2 separate regions of the Mus musculus genome follow, and region 2 is linked to region 1. The links are chromatin loops, found by intact Hi-C in ENCODE. Cell type or tissue: left cerebral cortex. All regions are shown on one strand.

What was found. Peaks named below come from ENCODE experiments on the same cell type or tissue, not always from the same donor. Only the 100,000 strongest peaks of a DNase experiment are listed, where the experiment ranks them.
Region 2: a loop joins it to region 1, with 2.1 times the contacts of the local background. A loop is called at or near these places in 2 of 42 quality-filtered maps.

Annotation. Positions count from the first base shown.
Region 1 is chr2:28,122,855-28,125,354 of GRCm38, forward strand. The region is part of intron 5 of F730016J06Rik (a long non-coding RNA gene); the gene reads left to right. Among named protein-coding and RNA genes, the nearest start is that of F730016J06Rik, 29 kb to the left of the region's middle. In left cerebral cortex, no CTCF peak of the experiment used is centred here; DNase peaks (open chromatin) are centred at 1,340, 1,627 and 2,059; H3K27ac peaks cover 1,413 bases.
Region 2 is chr2:28,188,697-28,191,196 of GRCm38, forward strand. No RefSeq gene overlaps it. Among named protein-coding and RNA genes, the nearest start is that of Olfm1, 16 kb to the right of the region's middle. In left cerebral cortex, a CTCF peak has its summit at 1,027 (motif pointing left); a DNase peak (open chromatin) is centred at 49.

The sequences.
Region 1 (2,500 bases):
CAGGGGTAGAGGAATTGACAACAAGCTCAAGGGGTAAGGGATTTATATAGACACACAAACCACAAACACCTGGCACTGGGCTATAGAAAGGCAAAAACCACAAACACCTGGCATCCTGGAACAATGGGGCTATTTTGGACACAGGTCTAGGGGCTTAAATAATTTTTTACTCTCTGTCAGGATCTTTTAGTCATATAGAAAAGCAGACAATGGCATGAAGCAGACCCTAATGAAAGTTCAGGAAGCAAGCGGGGTTGGGGGTGGGGGTGAGGAGTCCTTTTTGGGTCTCAGAGGAAAGGGGAAGGTTCCAAGATACAAGCCTGTAGCTAGCTGTCCCTGATTCCTGGGCAGCTGGGAGGAGGGGGCAAATCCCAGGGAAGGAGTGAAAAGGTGGAAGGGATATCTGGTTGAGAGGTAGCTGGTGTGAGTGGGGGATGTGCTGCCCTTTGATAACCAGAGCCTGGCTGCCTGGTCTGTGGGCTTCCTTAGGGGGAAATAGTGTCTGTCACTCCCTGACATCAGACTAGGAAGGCTCTCTCTCTCTCTCTCTCTCTCTCTCTCTCTCTCTCGCTCGCTCGCTCGCTCTGGCTCTGGCTCTGGCTCTTGATCTCTCTCACTCTTTCTCTTTCCCTCCTCCCCTCCCCCTGCTGCTCTCCTCTCCTCCTGCTCTCCCCCTCTCCCTTTTCCTCCCTCTCCCTGTAGCAATAAGAATCCCAGAATCAACTGAGGATGGAGACAGGGAGGGCTGAACTTGAGCAGTCTCTGGTCTGATGTTCTAACATAAGCCATGTGTACTAAGCCACTGTGATTAAATGTTGTCTTCAGTGGTGACATTGATGACCCTCTTACCTGCTCTGCAGCAGTGGGAGGCTGTAGTCTTGAAGGCGTGGCACCTGGTATAGAATACAGAGCAGGTTCCAGGAACTACATACAGGAAAACATCTGCCACATGTAAACAGACCAGGATGTTTGTGACATCCCTGTACTGTCGTGGGGTTGGGGTCATTGATATTCATCTGAAATTATGCTCATAAACAGACAAAAACAAAGGTGCTGGCTTTTCCACCTAAATACACAGCTTCCCAGCAAAAGTCCTCCTTGGGGGTATCAGGCTGCCAACTCCTGACAGCCTCATCCTGGGCATAACTGTCTGGAGAAGTGGGGCAGCCTCTTAGGATGACCTCAGATCTGAGGAGTGACATCTGCCCAGCATGTGTCCTTGCACCTGAGGTAGGAACAAGACAAAAACCTCAGTGCAAAAGTAAAAATAGCAGACCATAGCAATCCAGGGCATGGTGCGGGCTATAATTATAGACATGGAGGCGGTTCCTTCTGAAGCCTACTGGAGGGCCAGGGGGAGTAGGCTGGTGTGTGGGGGTGATGATGCAGAGGAGGGGAGGCCTGGCCTCAGAATCTCCTGACTTCAGAGTGCCCAAGAGACAGGCTAGCAGAAGGCCACAGGACGAATGGACAGCAAGAACACAGGCTACAGCAATTCTGCAAAGTGCTTAAAAACACTCGTCCTCTGACCTGCAAGACACTGTCCAAGATACAAAACCTTGGCTGTGTAAGGGAACAAAATTGCATTGGATTTTTGGTAAAAATAGCAAGAGTAATTTTGTTCAGGCTCTGGCAGCAGATCGGAGAGTGTGGTGTGGGACTGAGATCCACTCAAATGCAGGACAGTAACAAGTGCCCAGAGTGAGAGCAGACTGGGGGAGGGGAAGCTACCGAGGAATAAGCCTGCCCCTGCTAAAGGTGAGCTACTGTTTGGGATGACAGCCGATAGAAGTCAAAGAGTGGCTGGAACCAGAAACCAAGGGTGGAGGAGTCACAGCAGGGCATGATTGTGAATGGCCAAGGTACAGGTCTAGCTCAAGTAGCTCGGAGGAGCCTGACTGAGTTAAGCCTTTCCAGGGTCGTCTCCACCATGGCCTGGCCCAGGGATAAGGTATTCTGCAACTACAGACGAGGGAGCTGATGGAAGGGGCAAGCAGCTTTTGCCAGGATCCTGTCCCTATGCAGTGCTGGTCCCTGGCCTTGCACCTGAGTCCTGGGTGAGCTTGGGTACCTTACTTTCTGTCTTAGTTACTTTTCTCACTGCTTTGATGAGTCAGCCAACAAGAACAACTTAAGAAAGGAACGGTTTGTTTTGGCTCATGGGTTGAGGTTCATCCAAGATGATGGAGGTGTCCCCAAGTTTGGTCTGTTGCTATGAATTGCAATGCTAAATACTGGCCTCCAAGGTCTACTTGCCCCCCAGGATGAGGAAATCACATACACTAAGTGATGCTATGTAACCTTGCTCCTTAATTTAAAACTATCTGTTGAATAAAGATGCCTACAACCAATAGTTGGGCATAAGGGAGGTAAAAGGAGTTTCAATTCTTGAGCTTGTGGTCTAAGGTGGGACCACCACAAGGGGGAAGAGAAGAATGTGGAGAGAGGAGAGGATGCCATGGGGTAGGTGAATCATGAAAACATGGCCATGAGGGCTGGG
Region 2 (2,500 bases), 66 kb after region 1:
TTAGGAAATTCAAAGAGAGGACAGGGAGTTAGTGCTGTTGCCTTGGTAACACACTGTCACGTTATAACGAGGCTCAGTGGTAGCAGGAAGCCTGGCTTAAAGGAGTACAAAACATATCGATTCTCCGGGTATCCTGAGGAGACACACCAGGAAAGCTGGCTGGTCCATCAGAAAGACAGCGGGTGAGGTAGTTAGGAAGCTAGGAAGTGGGGCGGACCAAGCCAGTCCAGTGCTCAGTAACCCTGGTGGCTGGGAACCACTGAGTTGTGTCTGAGACAGCTCAGGGTTTCAAGGCTGGCACAGAAAGGTTGGGTCTGCCTGACACGGTAGCCCTTGGACCTACACCTTTCCAGACAGGAAAGCCTTGTGTCCAGAGAGTTGCATGAGGTGTGGCAACCTGGAGGACCCTGCTTCCACCCCAACACAGAAACTGAGCCAAGCAACAAAAGTACAAGGTTAGAGGAGGGGCAGGAGTGAAACACTGGAGGCCGGAGGAAGGAGGAACTGAGCACACTAGCTGCTAGCCTTCAACACAGGTGACGGTCCAAATGAGCATGTAGGATGCCATCTCCATAGATCTTTCCCCGTGATGACGAACTCCAGGGTAGCCAGTGACGTTGGCTCTGCGTAATTATGTCCTGGCTTTATATTCAGCTAAAGTGTAATGCGGTTGGCCTCTGTGTCTGCAGGTCCCCAAGTCCACAGATGGAAAATAGCTTGCAGGAATGGGAGGCTGCAGAAGTGAGCTAGATGATACATTATAATAACTGTTTATACAGTTTTACATTACACTGAGTATTAGCAACAATCTAGAGGCGATTTGACTGGAAGTATGTGGGAGGAAATACAAGTATTATGCATCAATTAATTTTTTTTTTTAAAATTCACAAATTAAAATAAGACTAGAGAGACTCAACTGTTAAGAGCAGTTCTACTCTTTCAGAGGCCTGGGGTTAGGCTCCCAGCAACCTTCCCAGGTGGCGTACAACCACCCATAAGTCTTAGAGATCTGACACCCTCTTCTGGTCTCCAATGGGTACTTCCATGCTCTCCTGCACAGACACATATTATTACAAATAATACAAATAAAAATTTAAAATTAAAATAAACAAAACCAGAAACATTGATTAAAATAAGCAAGGAAATAAACTATCCAAGAAAAATGTGTCCATGTTGTAGACACAGCACACCATTGTGCCACGGGACGCAGTTTCCAGACTGAATGGCCAAGTGACAATCTCACTCTCTTCTCCTGTTTCAAGCCATCCCTGAGTGCCAGGCAGGGCTGTGTTTGGCCCTCACCAGTGTCTTTGCTCCACTAGGTTGGCACAGAGTGGCGAACTGACCATCACTCTATTGACAGGGATGGGAGGGACACCTAGGGATGACCAGCGAGAATCACAGCAGCTCCTGAGAAGCAGACTTGGATCAGAAGCCAGGCTAGGTGGCTGTAAAGACAACAAATTCTCAATTATCTGTTTATATGCATGAGAGAATGAACATGCAGGGACTGAGTGCTACCTCAGTGGTCCCAGGGGTGGGCTTTCTTGATGTTTTCTTCATTGTATTACATGTTTTTTTTTTAAAGTCGTACAATAAATGACTATGTTTGGGTTTGGGGAAGGAGGAGTGTGTGTGTGTGTGTGTGTGTGTGTGTGTGTGTGTTTGTGTGTGTGTGTGTGTGTGTGTGTGTGTGTGTTTCTGTGACAGAACTCAGGGCCCTGTGCATGCTCTATCATTGAGGTACAGCTCTATACAATGTAAGTAACTTAAAAAAAAAAACAGTTTTATCCAACACTAATGCCGACTCCACAACTTTCTCCCATTCACAGTACTCGCTGTTCTTCCAGGAGACCTGTGTTCAGTTCTCAGTGCCCACACCAGGGGGATCACAGTCACCTGTGTGACTCCAGCTCCAGGGGAACCAGTACCCTTTTCTAGCCTCTGTGGGGACTCTCATACATGGTACACACATTCACACTCACTCACACACACAGACACACACATTCATGCACACATACACATAAATTAAAATAAACCTGAAGTGATCAAGTCAAAGGTTTGGGGTCTATTAAATTATTGTATTTTTATTGGGACAAGAATATATCCAATATGTAAAATTTTAAGTGTCCAATTTAGCAACACAAGTAAGTCACCAATCTGTCTAGTCATTCCCTCCCTCCATCTTCAAAATCTTTCTCATTCAAAACCTCAAACCTGACTTTGCTCTCAGTAATCATTCCTTACTCTTCTCCCTTTAGTCCTGGTAATGTCTAATCTCTCTCCTGTCCTGTGTGTGTGTGCAAGTGTGCATGAGTGTGTGCCTGTGCACACATGCTTGCATGCATGCATTTGTTTGTGCACATGTACATGTGTGTTTGCGAGTGTGGATGTGGACATGTATGTATGTGTATGTGCATGCTTATGTGTGCATGTATACATGCATGTGTTTGCACGTGTGCATGTACGTGTGTCTGTGTGTGTGTGTGTGTGTGTGTGT